Regions from separate parts of the Mus musculus genome. Here region 2 is linked to region 1. Evidence: chromatin loops called from intact Hi-C (ENCODE). Cell type or tissue: heart. All regions are shown on one strand.

Evidence for each region. Peaks named below come from ENCODE experiments on the same cell type or tissue, not always from the same donor. Only the 100,000 strongest peaks of a DNase experiment are listed, where the experiment ranks them.
Region 2: it touches region 1 in a loop (3-fold over the local background); 2 of 42 quality-filtered maps call a loop at or near these places.

The regions. Positions count from the first base shown.
Region 1 is chr6:8,679,232-8,687,231 of GRCm38, forward strand. All of the region lies in intron 6 of Ica1 (islet cell autoantigen 1), which reads right to left. Among named protein-coding and RNA genes, the nearest start is that of Gm35621, 60 kb to the left of the region's middle. In heart, no CTCF peak of the experiment used is centred here; DNase peaks (open chromatin) are centred at 4,410 and 7,630.
Region 2 is chr6:8,818,734-8,826,733 of GRCm38, forward strand. No RefSeq gene overlaps it. Among named protein-coding and RNA genes, the nearest start is that of Gm38765, 16 kb to the left of the region's middle. In heart, no CTCF peak of the experiment used is centred here; no DNase peak of the experiment used is centred here.

The sequences.
Region 1 (8,000 bases):
CTTAATGAATTCAAGTTGGCTCTGTTACCTGGATGCAGCTGGCACTAACCTTGGTTGGTCACAGTTGCTTTCTGGAAATTCTCCTGAGAGACTCCAACAAGTTAAGATAAAGATCCCTTCCTATTTCTGATTACTACAATCTCTGAATTTTTTTGTAATGGGGAGGTCGTCACAGTTACTGTGACTTTAATTTGCGTTTCTCTGATGACTAACGATGCTGAACTTTTCATTTTTACATGTCTTATATAATTTTAGTAATGTGTCTATTCAGAGCTTTTTCCTAGTTTTAAAAATGGGGCTTGTCGTCTGATTAGTAAGTAATAATTGTTCCTCATATGTTCTGAATACAAATCATTATCAGATATAACTTTGGAAATATTTTCAAGTCTGAAATTGCCTTTCATTTTCTTAATAGTGTTCTTTGAAATGAAAAGGTTTCACTTTTGGAGAAGTCCAATTTACCAAGTTTTCTTTTGTGCTTTGTGCTCTTAGTGCCTTAACAATCCCTTCCCTAGTTCAAGGCAACAGACATTTTCCCCATCCTTTCTCTTCGAGAAATTTAATTTTCTTTAAAAGTCATATTCATAGCAATTTCAAGTTCATTTGTTATTTATGGTATGAGATTGGGGTGCAGGCCTATTTTGTATGTGACAAACTAACTGTTACAGCATCTTTTACTTTTAAAAAGAGATCCAAGCATCCACTGTACCTTGTGTCTACAGCAAAATCAGTAGGTTATATACATGCAGGTTCATGTCTGGGTTTTCTACTCCCTCTCTTTTATTTATGGGTGTGAACATCCTTAGACCAATACCACACCATGGTGATGACTATTGGTTCTATTAAGTCTTACAGTTAAGATGTTTTGTTTTGCTGGGCTGTGTGTGCTGGAGACTGACTCTATCTATGGTTTGACATGCTAGTCATGTGCTCTACTGTCGAGGTACATGGCAGACCTGACTTTAGTCTTCTCACAAAATTTGGCTATTTCTGGGTCTTCTATACAAACCCTGCAGATTTCTACAGTAAGTCTTATGAGCAGATAAAGGTACTTGGTGCACAACTTTGTGATCTTGGGTCAATCCTTAGAACCTACAGAGAGTTAGAAGGAAAGAAGGGACTTCGTGAGGTTGTCCTTGACCTCCGCACATGTGCCATGGCATGCAGGCCCACACAAACACCATGCTCCTACACGCAATTACTCTGTAAGAAACTGTTGAAGCCAGGGGTGGCAGCATATTCCTGTAAGCCCAGCATTCCAAGGGAAGGCAGATGGAACTCTGTAAATCTGAGGACAGCCTGGTCTACACAACGAGTTCCAGGCCAGCCAGAGATCCATGGTGAGGCCAGAAGAGGGTACCAGATAACCCAGAACTGGGGTGCATGTGGATGTTAGTCATTGTGTGTGTGTGCTGGGCATTGTACCCATGTCCTCTTTAGGAACAGTTCTGCTAACCACTGAGCCATCTTTCTAGATCTTTAATTTTGATGGTATTGCAATTTCTAAAACTTTCATGGACAATTATAACTAGAAACATAATTGATTTTTATAATGTTATCTTATTTCTTGTGATACTGTTAAATTCAACTACCAGTTTTAAAAGTTTATTGCAAGTCCTTTCAATTGACTATAAACATCTCCATAGCATCTCTCTTTGTACAACGTTGCTTGAAAGTAAAGACAAACAATGTTCATCTTTCACATTTATGACTATTATTTATATTTACTATTTTTGTAGGAGGAGTGAGTCAGCATGTTCCGAATAGAACCCCTCTGCCCCCACCCCGCAATGGCCTATGCAAATGGCTGGTGCCAGCTGCACGTGACAGGCATTATGAACCAAGGGGACATGGGCAGAGGTAGAAAGGCACTCCTCACCAGCATCTGCTTCTCACCTGGCTGCCGGAGTCTGAGTCTCTGAGTCTGTGCCTTCTTACCCCCTCCCCCCAAGGCTCATTTTGGGGGGCTGAGGGCTATGGCGACACATTTTCATATTGATATGGTAATGTTGAGTGGAACCTGACAGGAGCAAACGCATATCTCAGCCATGAGATACATGCAGAAACGTCTTTGGTAGCTAAGCGTGTTAGATGTATTAACATTATCATCAGCACACTGAGTATTCATCTCTCTGTCCTTTGTTTGCTGAGGATTTTTGCCCTGAGCAGACCTGGATTGTATCAAGTGATTTTCCTGTCTCTGTTGTACCAACTATTTGATTTGCTGCTTTTGGTCTCCTCAGAGCTGGTTAAATTGATTGACTTTAAACTGACCTCACTCTTTAGAAACCGCACTCAGTCAAACTGTATATATTCCTTTTATTTTAGATGCTGTCAGGATTTTCTCATTGGTAGCTTTCTTTTTTTTTTTAATAGCTTTATTGAGACATAATCCACATGCCATATAGGTCACCATTTAAAGTGTAAAATTCAGTGACTTTCACTATATTCTCAGACTTGAAATAAGCATCTCTCAGTCAACTGTAGAACATTTCATTAACCTGCCCCCAGAAACCCCATGCCCATTTCTTTCCTTCTTTCTTCTTTCTTTCTTTTCTTTCTTTCTTTCCTTCCTTCTCCCTCCCCCTCCCTCCCCCCTCTTTCTTTTTCTTTCTTTTCTTTTCTTTCTTTCTCTCTCTCTTTCTCTCTTTCTTTCTTCCTTCTTTCTCTCTTTCTTCCTTCCTTCCTTCCTTCCTTCCTTTCTTTCTTTCTTTCTTTCTTTCTTTCTTTCTTTCTTTCTTTCTTTCTTTCTTTTTCTTTCTTTAAAAAAGACAAGGTTTCTTTGTGTAGTTCAGGCTGCCCTCAAACTTCCAGTCTTCCTGTCTCAGCCTCTTGAGTGCTGGGACCTAAATATTTTAATAATCAATTTATTATCCATATCTATAAGACACATTTCTGTATGTTGTTCTTCAAATGGCCTTTTCTGGTTTTTTGTTGGTTTGTTTTAATGGAGGCAGGAGAATCAGAAATTGTAGGCTAGCTTGTGTTTATCTCCAAAAAAACCAAACCAAAATGCGGAAAATAGTGTTTATCCCTTTTCCTTGTCATGTCTCCCATACAATGGCTGGAAATGTGTCGGTGGAAAGTCTTTTAGCTGCAAATGAGATAGATATGAGTCAACAGACACCCGGGGCCTGAAGCTGCCTGCACGACTATTCTTCACACATCTGCAGGATCTTGCTGTCTTCTTCCTGGTAGTCCATGGATTCCATCTTCTGTCCCTAACAATGCTGAGCACGGTGTCCGTATGAATGATGGTTTGCTTTCCCCTGAAGGCTAGCTTTTGGTTTCCTATATTGTTTTTTGTTTATAATTTCATTGGTTTATGCTTTGATCATTTCTTTCTTTCCACTAGATGATCTGTTTATATGTCTATTTTATTTAATTTTTGAGAAGAAAGTTTAGGTTACAGCTCACCATCATGCTCATTTTCTAAAGTTAATACTTAATGGTACAAGCATCCCTCAGACATTACTTTACTTTATTCCCACTACTTGGCTTGCTACTAACTTAAAATACATTCTGATTTTTCCCTATGATGTGTTCTTTGGATCAATGGGCTATTTGGATGGATGGTGTTCTATTTCTACTTATTTGAGAGATAACATAGGTAAATACTTACAACCGATTTACAGCTCAGATCTCTTTTAGTCTTAGATAATGTTCTTCATGATTGCAACTTTTTAGGGATTTATTTGGGAGGTAGGTGCCAGGCTCAGTGACAGAATACCTGTCTAGAATGCATGATTTAAAGTGGTTCTTATAGACAGCAGAGTTAAACCTTCATCTTTACAAGGTCCAGTCTCCTCCCCAGGATATGGCAGGAAAAATTTATCCACGAACTCTAACAATATGGTTACCCAAATAAGACATGTACATAATATATACACACATATAGCCGTGTGTGTGTGTGTGTGTGTGTGTGTGTGTGTGTGTGTGTGTATGTGTGTGATGTAGTGGCACTTAAGCAGTCATGAATTTGGGAGTAGGGTATGAGAGAGAAGTAGAAGAGGCAAGAGGGGTACCAATGTCAGCAGTAGTCATGTATAATGTTCTCCAAAAGTTAACATTTAGCAAGAAAAGATGACGTTTCTAGTATATTCTTCTAGATTTTATTCCATTTTATGGATAGAGGAGACTATGGGACATAGGAAATACGGCGAGAAGAACTGCTCAGCCTGATGCAGAGTCCAGGCGCACTCCTTCTTCCTAAGTTGCACATGGTTGCTGCAACACTGTCCTTATTCTATGCAGTAATGCGTTTCAGCCTTGGTTAAACATCACAGGATGATTTACTGTATCAAACTTGAGGTTGTAAAAATAGGACAGGATTTGCTTGTTGTGCTATTTCCGGCATCTCTGGGCTCTCGAGGCCCACTGGCACTGTGTCAGTCCTCGCAGACACAAGTTCTGAGGCACAGCTCACACACATCTGGTGACTAAATGTGTCTGACTACAACTCGAGCACATGCGCTCCTTCACACACCGGGCTTCAGTGTTTCTATGGGGCTCTTTCTTCTCTATGCAGCTTAAATACTTTTTTCCTTAACGGCCATAAAAGTAAAATGGGGGCCTAGTTGTTCATTCTGCTTTCTTGGCTGTCGTGTGAGAGTGAAATCATCTGAAATGTATTTTCTGGCTCTGTACACTGCAAGTCTAAGAAGAATGGCTAACATAGAAGCAATGAACTGTTAGATTCCTCTCCATGAGAGTAAGCAAGACTCCTTGCCCCAATTACTGCCTCCATGGCCGTGACAGGAGGGGCATAAGATGGGTGAGGAATATACTGTACTAGAAAATAGAGTTGGCCATGACTGGAGTCAGAAAGATCCGGAGTCAGCTGGAGAGTTTCCCAGTAGCCAAAGAAGAGCTAATCCAAACAAGTGCTGATGAAGCTAATCCAGGTAAGGATGAAACGACACCTATATTTTTGTCTATGAGATCTAGGAACAAATATGAAGCCAAATAACTTCACTGGTAATTGTAGAGAATACCTAAACCAATTCACTACTCTGGAAAAGAGAAGAGAAGAGAAGAGGAGAGGAGAGGAGAGGAGAGGAGAGGAGAGGAGAGGAGAGGAGAGGAGAGGAGAGGAGAGGAGAGGAGAGGAGAGGAGAGGAGAGGAGAGGAGAGGAGAGGAGAGGAGAGAAGAGAGAACTGTTTGAAGAAAGAACTGTTTGTTTAGCCTCTACTGTCAAACTGTCTACTCCTGATGTGCTGAGATACAAAGGAAAGCTAGCCATTCCTGAGTTATCCAAATGCTCACACACAGTAGGAAGATAAATTCATTCAAGTTACCAATTTCCAGTGGTGGGCTGACTTCCCAAGGTTCCATAATAGCTTTGCTACTTCAATGCTTTTGAACTTCAGACTAGTTTAATCATTAGCTCTCCTAACTTCACGTTTATTTAATTCCCTTCTTTCTTCTTTTCTTCCCAAGAAGTGTTCCTGAACACTTCAAAGTTCCCAGTGCCTGGATATGTGAGACCCAGTTGTCTGCTGTGTGAACCTGGGGTAACATTACTAGAGAGGTGAAGTAAAGGCCATGCAAGGGAGAGGTGAATGAAAAGTTTCCGGGCATAGAGGGTTTTATTTTCTATTTTAGGATATAGCTGTAGAAAGAACACCTGAAAAGATAGTGCTGGAGGAAAAATCAAGAAGAAATGAGGAAGGAAACACATGGCCATCAAGAAGGCAGCATTCTAAGCAGAGAGAATCAAGTGTAATGGCTGAGGGCTGGAGTACCTTTGGTTTGTTTAGGAATGGTCATCTCCTGTAGTTCTGTGTATCTTGTATCCCCGATCCTTCTACATCACTTATTAATGTATGTTTGTCTACAAACATAAAACATCTTCTTAAAATCAATGGATGAGTTTTAAAAGGTTTATTATAAAAATGATAAAATATGAATGGCTGTAATTGTACTTAAAAAGAATGTGTGTGCATGTGTGCATTTGTGTATGCATGTGTGTGTGTGTGTGTGTGTGTGTGTGTGTGTGTGTGTGCAGGAAGCACACCTGTTGACAGAAAGAAACAAGATAAGGTTGGGTGTAGTTCCTTGCCTCAATTTGAGACAGGGTCTTTCCATTGCATACTCCAGATTAGTTGGCCTGGCACAGCTGGGGACTGTCCTAGCTCCAACTCTGGTCTTTCTACAGGCACACTGAGATTACAGGCATGTGTTACTACGCCTGGTTTTACACAGGTTATAGGGACTTGAACTCAGGGTTTCACATTTGTATAGCAAACTCCAGGGAAGTATTTTGAAGAATAAGATATTTTAGAGGCTGGCAATATGGCTTAGCCAGAAACAGGGCTTTTCATAAGCCTGACAGCCTGAATTCAATCCCCCAAACCCACATAGCAGAAGGAGAGTGCAAACTTCTGCAAGTCATTTGTGCTCTGACCTCTACATGCATGTGCATTCTGCTCTGATAAATACATACATGTAAAGAATTAATTAGAGGACTTAGACTAAGAACTTTGAGAGATGTATGTTTTATGTATACAAGGAGGGGGAAGTTTGCAGGGTGGGTAACTCTGGTATTGGAGACTTACAAGTCTGCAATCTGCATGGGGGTAAATCTCAATGCCTGGGCCTGTCATGTCAAGACCCTGGTTAGAGAGAACAGCAGAGGCAGAAAAGTGTATGGGGAGCAGGCATGGAGGGGCAGGCCGTTTTCCATGAAGAACTGGACAGGGTGTACTGGCCAAGGTGACTTTTGATTAAAGGGGGCAGCTTGGTGGACAGGTAGATCTGAGAGAGAGAGAGAGAAAGCTGAAGTCAATAAAGAAGTGAAGAGAAGAAAGGAAAGGGAGCCAGGCCGTGTTTCATGCTGCAGCTGTGATGGTTATCAACACTTCAGACACAAGGATGTAATCGCTACTGATTTCATGTCTGCCTAGCCACGTAAGACCTTTAACACCTCGGCAATAATGAATGCGCCATGACAAGGGCAGGTTTCTAGCTACGTGCCATTTATAGGACAATAAGTAGCCAGCATCTCCACACACATGAACACCACTCACACTAGACAAATGTTTTGTGTCCACCTGGACTACCAGAAAGCCCCAGAGATTCAGCTCACCCAGGGATTTGTAAAGTATGTCATGTGACTTACACTTAGGCACATTTTCTAGTGTACATAGAAAAAAGGAAAGAATATAAACAAACAAAAAACAACTCCACCAGATTTCTTCTCTACTCTGCTTTCCAAAGTTCAGGGTTCTGGGGTGTTTTGATTAGGAACCAAAGGTCAAAGGGAGGTTGTAGGTTGAAGAGTCAGCTTGGAGTGCACCATTTTACAGCCATTTCATACTGCGCTTTCCTCACAGTAGAAAAGAGAAGAAAAGACCTGTGTAGGCTCACGTCTGCATTATACACTTCAAGGGAGCAGAGGTTACAATCTTTAATTTTATAAAGGGAAGGCGGTGTGCATTGCAGTTTGCAGGCATTCGAGACACCAATGAACAAAGGGAGGTCCCTGGAACCAGTGACTGGCTCTCCCATCCACCCAAGCTTTCCCAGTGCAGAGTACTGCATGCATGGTTTTCTCTGACGATGCTGCTCTTCGCCATCACTGATCCACATATACAGGCTCCCAGCGGAATAGCAGAACACCCCTGTAACATGCCTTTGTTACTATTTCAGTCGGGAAGAAGGAAACTGGGTGTTAAATGAATTAGGCAACGTGCCCAAGTGTACTCAACTGACAGTGGGTGGAGTCGGGATGGAAAAATCTAAGTTGGTTTCACTACATCACCGAAAACCTCTTAGTTTTGCCAGATCTCAGATCCAAATGATGGTGATGGGGCTTTGGGGACAACTTTCCCTTGCCATTTTGTTAACTGACTGTTAACATTCTAATGCCTTCAAAGTTTGGGAATCTGGCTTCTTGTTTGAGAACCCCAACTGTCACTCACTGTGGAATTGCATCCTCAGATACAGGATCAGAGGTACAAGGAGCCAAAGCAGACACAAATGAATTATGCCAACCCGT
Region 2 (8,000 bases), 140 kb after region 1:
TAGATTTTCCCTTTCATTAACAATAGATTTTTTTCTCACATAATATATCTGATTATGGTTTCCCTTTTTGCTACTAATCCCAATCCCCCCCTTCCCCTCCCATCCAGATCCACTCCCTTTCTTGTCTCTCATTACAAAACAGGCCTCTAAGGAAAGATAATGAGTTAATATAATGTATAATATAAAAACAAAACAAAACCTAACACATTGGAATTGGAGAAAAAAATATAAGGAAAAGAGCCCAAGAGAAGACTCAAGAAACAGAGATCCTCTTGTCCTCTTGCTTGGGAATCTGAGAAAAGCACTAAACTGGAAGCTATAATATGTTTGCAAGGGATTTACATGACTGAAAGGGAGAAGGAAAGATATATCAATAAAACATTTAAAAAGGTGAAATTAATACAAAAAGGGAAATAAAGAAAAGAAAAGAAAAGAAGAGAAGAGAAGAGAAGAGAAGAGAGAAGGGAAGGGAAGGGAAGGGAAGGAAAGGAAAGGAAAGGAAAGGAAAGGAAAGGAAAGGAAAGGAAAGGAAAGGAAAAAGGAAAAGAAAAAGAAATGAGGACATGTCTAAGTGGTAAGACAAGGAACATCCAAAGTTGTTACTGAGTTTGTTTTCTGTTGGCCAACGACTGCTGAGCATACAGCCTACCCTTAGTATAGTGTGTTTTCCGAGTGAAACTCCCTTGAAGGAGACTCAGATTTCATTTATAAATGGTTATTAATTAGAGATTGCTTCTAGTTAGGGATTGGGACTCATGGCTGCTTCTTTCAGCTCTGTGCACGCTGTCTCAGTCTCTGTGAGTTCACATGTATTTTGATCATATTTGACTTAGAGAGCCTTCTTTCTTGGTCCTCCATTCATTCTGGCTCTTACATTCTTTCTGTCTCCTCTTTTGTAGGCTTTCCTCTTTCCTTAATCCCAACGCTTATAAGGTAAGAAAGCTAGAATGTTCTTCCCTGTATGAGAAGTGGCCCAGCCATCTTCGAAGTATACAACAGCTCAGCGTAGGCTGCTGCCATGTAATGATAGCAAGGGACAAGACAACCTTAAGCACGGGATAAATGTGTGCCTCCTTGTTGTTGGCCTCCTTTCTGTAGCTTGACACTAAGGACAGATTTCATATTGATCCCTTCCCTAGTTGCTGTGAGAACAGCAGATGTCCTGGAATAACAAGTGGAAGAGAGAGTAGCCCAGAATGAACGAAACAAGAGCAGTAATACTTGGTGAGTCTCAGCTTAAACTGTGTTCTCCAATCCAGCTTTCTTAAAAGCTGCCTTGGAGAGTATTGGCTGTTTGATAAGCTTTATCTGGATGTATTCTACTTGCTATCTGTAGTTAAATGTTTACTCTCCGGGTAGGGAACACTGACTAATGGAGAGATGAGTGGCACCTTAGCATTCCAGCTAGGTTTCATTTCAGTATCCCAATGAAAGTGCTTTGGAACTACTTAGTTATTAGCATTTTTGATCATCTGTTTTATTAATGCAGAAAAATATTACCAACTTAGCATTTTTTAAAATAAAATAAAGCCTGTTTAATTGGTTAATTTTATATTAGTGGAAATATAACATACATGCAACAGAAGGTTACAACAAATTTTCAAATTCTGGCAAATGAACCCATTTAAAGAAATTTCTCATTCACCTCAGTATCTTTTAATGAATGAAACTGTACAAAACACAGGCTCTGGGCTGGAGGAAATGCTGAAGTCAAGTGATTGCTCATTTGTATCATAAGCACATGGGTGACCTCTTTGCCTGCATTTAGGCGTGGGACGCTCTATGGAAGCAACAGGAAACTTTGTTGCCATATAATTGGGGTGGAATATATTTCTGCAACATTGTTTAAACACCTGATAGTTTATTTCCCAAAGCCCAGAGAGGTGCCCAGAAAAAAACAAAACAACAGCAGGAGACTCCACTCCTGTGCCCCACCTTTGGGTGCCAGTAACTTTCTACTTGGTAAACATTTTTGCAATTCACTGTTCTAATCAGAAGTTCCATTTTTTTCTATGTCTACGAGAACTGTTCCCCCATGCCCCTGCAGTTACAGGTGTTCTTGAAACTTCAAATTTTATCTTTGAAAGTATATATTCTTTCTCAGATTTTTTTCTGTTACATTTCCTAGTTTCATCTTTAAATATACCTATAATTTTTAAAAGTAATATTTCATAACTTTATACATATATGTAATGTCAAAATTATACTTTAAAGTTTTTAGGTACATTCACACCCCTGGAAATAAAGGTTATAAAAATCACATGAAACTATATCCAATACATAGGATAATATCGTAATTTCCTGCAGAATCATTTTAGTCTGAGTCATATGGCTTGATTTAATTGATTTTGAAGTATCTGAAGATATATCAATACTTAATTGTCCCAGTTAGCTTTAACTACCAATTTATCACAGCCTAGAATCATCTGAGAGGAGAAACTATTTGAGGAATTGCCTAGATCAGATTGGCTTGCAGGCATGCTTGTATGGGATTATCTTGATTGATAATTGATGCAAGAGGGCTTGGCTTTCTGGATGACATCATTCCCTTGGCAGGGAGTCCTGGCCTATATGAGAAGCCAGCTGAACATAGGGTTGCCAGTCAGGGAACCTGCTAATAAGCAGCATTTTTAAAGAATGGTTTCTGCTTCAAGCTTCTGCTTGAGTTTTTGTCCATATTTTCCCCAATGATGGACTGTAACCTATATGATGAAATAAACATACTTCTCCCTTGAATTGCTCATTGGCAGAGTGATTTAATTCACAGCAACAGAAAATGAAACAGGAACACTAATGCGAACCACTTACTAACCAACAGGGTTAAATAGAACCTGCTGTGCCATATTCAATGGTTACTTCCAGGAAGAATTCCAGGAAGAATGGCTGCTATAGCTTAGTGTTCTGGAGAGTTTACATTCTGACAATGACTTTCCTTCATTTCATTTCATCAAATGGAGATGAAAAACATTGGCAGCTATTCCATTATAATTCAGATAGTTCAATATTTGAACTTTTTCTCCCTAGGTGACAAAATGATAAAATATTGTTTGCAAGTAATAACTGACATTTAATATAAATATAAATGATTTATGTTTGTATATATTATATAAATATAAAATGTCAGGTATTTTTAATAGCATAAATTTAATATGTTTATATAAAAAGACATTTACATGAGTATTTATATTTAATAATTATTCCAGAGATATTTGTCATTGACATTTTCCCTGGCATATGTGCACATGAACTACTTTGTATATGGATCTTGATATAGAACAGAAAAAAATAGCAAGCAACTTTATAATAGCACACACTTTCTATAAATCTGTCTCTATCTCTGTCTGTATGTCTCTGTCTTTATCTCTTGCTCTGTGCATGTGTTTGAGAGTGAGAGAGAGAGAGAAAAGGAGAGAGAAAGGGAGAGAGAGAGAGAGAGAGAGAGAGAGAGAGAGAGAGAGAGAGAGAGATCTGTGTGTGTGTCCCCATCCCTGCTTCTAGAAAGTTCTCATGTACCTCAGGCTGGGCTCTAGCTCAGCTCATAGTCAAGGATGACCTTGAACTATGGATTCTCTTGTTTCTACCTCCTTAATGCTGGATTGTAGGCATGCTTCACTCTATCTGGTTTATGCTATGTTGGGATTTGAACCTTGTGCTTTGTTCCTGTTAGCCAATCTTTGTGCCAAGAAGACCCCTGGGATTTTCTCTTAATGAGGCTATTTCTAGTTGGATGTATCTGAATTATACCTGGTACTTATGAAATAGTAAATATTTTAAATGAGAATAAATGAATTAACAAATGATTTTTAAATTTGAAATATATAATCTAATTAAATATTCTACTTTTTATAATAATTTATAGGATTAGACAATTTCAATTGCTGCATTATAGCATGATAAAAGCCATATGAAACTAGCCCAAAGCCAGCATCACATGGAAGAAGGAACCATATCTGGAGCAAGCAAGATGCTAACCTTTACCTGTTCAATCCACACAATGTTAGAAGTTTTGGCCACAGCAATTAGGCAAGAGAAAAAAAGAGTATCCACTCGAGAAAGGATAAAGCCAAACTGTCACTGTTACAGAGGAAAGGGTCCCAATTAGAGAAAACTCTAGATTCTACTGCAAAACTAGAATACTAACAAATGAACTTAGCAAAGTTTAAATACACAAGGGAGCGACCTGGGTGGAAAGGGGGACAAGGAGGGCAAGATGGAAACATTATCAGATATTGGGTGGGGGGGGGGAACAGAACTAAGGTCCTGAGAGAGATAGGAGGTGGGGGACCCTCCAGAATGTACCAGAGACCTGGGAGGTGAGAGACTCCCAGGACTCAAAGGGAGGGAGGGACCTTGGATGAAATGCCCTACAGTGGGAAGAGGGAACTTGTAGAGCCCACCACCAGCAGAAAGTGAGGGATGGGGTTGCCAACCCACAGTCAAAAACTCTGACCCATAATTGTTCCTGTCTGAAAGAACAGCAGGGACAACAATGGAGAAGAGCCTGAGGAAAGGGAGGTCCAGTGACAGGTGGGTTCCAGCTCAAGGGGAGGTCCCAAGGCCTGACACTATTACTGAGGCTATGGAGCACTCACAAAAAGGGGCCTATCATGACTGCCCTCTGAAAGACCCAACCAGCACCTTCAGATGCAGATGTTTACTTCAGAGTCAGATGCAGATATTTACACCCAACCAATGGACAGAAGCTGCTGACCCCTGTGGTTGAATTAGGGAAAAGCTGGAAGAAACTAAGGAGAAGAGCAACCCTGTACGAGGACCAGCGGTCTCAATTAACCTGGACCCCAGAGATCTCTCAGACACTGGGCCACCAACCAGGCAAGTACACTAGCTGATATGAGACCCTTAACACATATACAGCAGAGGACTGCTGGGTCTGGACTCATTCAGAGAAGATGTACCTAACCCTCAAGAGATTGAAGGCCCCAGGGAGTGCGGAGGTCTGGTGGGGTGGAGGTTGGGGGAGGGGACATCCTTGTGGAGATGGAGGAGAGGGGACAGAGGAGGAGGTATGGGATGTGGAACAGTTAGAGGGTGGACCAGTTAGAGGGTGGAACAGTTAGAGGGGATAAAATCTGGACTGTAAAAAAAGATTTAATAAAATTTTAAAAAGTTTAAATACATAAATGATCATAAAATATAAACAACAATTCTATATATCAATTGAGAATTATCTGAAAAAATACCTCACTTATAATAGCTACAAAATGAAAACTTAATAAAAAAGCAAGACAATACAATAAAAGCTATAAAATATTTTCAAAAGATACTGAAAATGAAATTAACAATGAAAATATATTCCTTACTCATGAGTTGAAAAATGAATATTATTAGACTGTCCACATATCACAAAGTATACAGATTCTAGGCACTCTCTATCAAAATAAAAAGGATATTCTTCATAGAGATTGGAAACAAATCATTTTCCTCCCAAGAAACAACCTTGACTAATGAGGGCAATCTTGAACAACAACAGCAACAAAAACCAATAAGGTAGTGCACAATTACATAAACTGACTTCAAAATATACCACAAAGCTACTGGTCACAACAGCACAGTATTGGTATCAAAGTGTAGGGATAAACCAATAGGTCACATTTCAGACTTCATTCATCAGGGATATATGGGAATTTAGGGGAAAAGAGGGGCAGGAATAGAGTCATCACATGATCCTGCAATCCTAGCATGAAGTGCAAAGCTAAAGGAAGTGGGAGTGCTTGGAAGGAATAAGGAATGTCTGTGCTCCCAGTTAAATTGCAGCCCTATGCAAAATAACCAAAACAACTCAGAAATGGAAATGAGTTCTCTCTTAACTGGTGAGTAGATATACTGGGAGACATAAACACAAAGGAATAGTCCAGTCATGAAAAGATGGAACTGTTCCTTGTAGTGATGCCCAGTTGTGGAGAACATTATGCTAAATGATAAGGCAGGCATGGAGTTAGACTGTGTGAACTTACTCAAACATGCAATCTAGAAACACTAATCTTCAGGAGACTAGGAAGTTAAATGGGGGTTACAAGAAGCTTAGGATTATAAAGAGGAAGGGAGAAAACTGGTTGTTATGTACTAAGATGGGAGAAACTTCTAGTTTGCTGTTATGCCTAGTATGACTGCAGATGGTTTGTATATCTTGGAAAAACTAGGACAAAGCATTTTGAATATATTGTCATAACATAATGTAGGACAGAGATGGGTTTATTCAGATTTGAATATTTTTACAAGGTACACACGTAAAGAAATATGATGTGGTACTCAATAATATACGCTTTAATAGGCAACTTAAAATACTTTTAATAGGCTTCAAGTCACTCTTGAATCTGGTAAGGTCAGGGATGTGGGACCAATGAGCTGAAGTTGGTGAGGTAATAGGAAATGTACAGCGAGCTGTTGGTAACGTAACATGCATTTCATACTGGCCTATGCTCTTCCATAGATGCTAGTCTAGTTAAATCACACGAGCACCCCACATAGAAGATGGTGTAGCTCGGTTTTACTGGGAAGAATATATGGGTTCTACGAATCAGGCAATTGCCCAGTATTATGCAGCACCAACGTGGTAGTACCTGAACTCGTACTAGCTTATTGGTAGTGGTCTTGAGACACTGGCTCTGTTCGGATTTCAGTACTGTTTTGTTGAAATACGATAGAATTTGCAAGTTGCTGGATGAGGTCAAGTTTGAGAAGGCTGCAAGGAGCAATGAAGTTACATGAAGACTTTAGGGAAACATGTTGACTAAAAGCACTGAAGTGATGCAAGGACATGGTTTCCAGGGCAGCTTATTCCATTGGTGCATTTGTGACTTATTTATTCAAAATTGATTTGGCATTTTCTACACGCCATGAACTCAGGATTCTCTGACTTGGTGTGGGCTCAGAAGACTTTCTGGTGCTGTGTTCTGTTTTCTTTGGCTCTCCAACATGAAACCTGTTTATGTGTTGATGCTGGTGCCTGCTTACTTAAGTCTAGATGGTAATTTGCCTCTACATCTGTAGCCAGGGGCTTTCCAGTTAGTCAGAGAGGTGGAAATGAGGAGAGGGAAGAGCTCAAGGAAGGGACTTGTCTCCACGTCTGCAGATAAAACCACCCAAGCACATTTTCCTGAGGCTGTGATGGTTTGCAAAGCTGTCTTTCATTTGGTATCTTGTGACTTTGAAAACCAGTGGCCACAGTGAAAAAATAAGCTACTGGGTGGCCTGGGGATACCAGGTGCTGGGCATCCATTTCTCTGTTTGCTTTCCTTGCTAGACACATTTGCTTAATGCAAGAGATGGCATATAATAATTAAGCCGAACTAAAAGTTAACTGGTTACCTAGGAAAAGAAGAGAGACTAGAGGAAATTGCCTAAGAGTGTGATAACATCAAAGTGCTACAATGTAATTTTTTGTAAGACCTTTGTGGTAACACCAAAGTGCTACAATGTACTTTTTGTAAGTCCTTTGTGGTGTCATCTTTAGTGGACATGAAAAGTCACGGTATGTAGATCCCACAGAAATTTTCTAGGAAGGCTAAGACTGGTACAGCCAAGAAAGCAATGCTTCTTCAAATGTCACATGGAATGGCTCCCTCTGGGATATTGTTAAGAGGCAGGTTCTGAGTCAGCAGGTCTGGAGCTGGCTTGAGAAGACATTGTCCCAAAGCTCTCAAATCAGGTCCATGTCTGTGGGGCATGAACTTTGTCACTTTATGTGACAAAGATGTAAAACTGAGGATGTTACTCCTTAGTTCTGGGGATTCACAAGATATTCAGTTATAAATCCACACACATGCATGCACACATGCACATATTTCTGGTGTGTTCATCCCAGGATTCTGGGCATATCACCAAATCACCTTTATTTCTTCTTTCCGGCACTAAATACAAACAAAGAAACACACACACACACACACACACACACACCCCCCAAAACCAAAACCATTTACAGTCATCATTACACGGCACTGGTTAAAGATTTCCCCCAGATACTATGCCTTTCTGCTCAA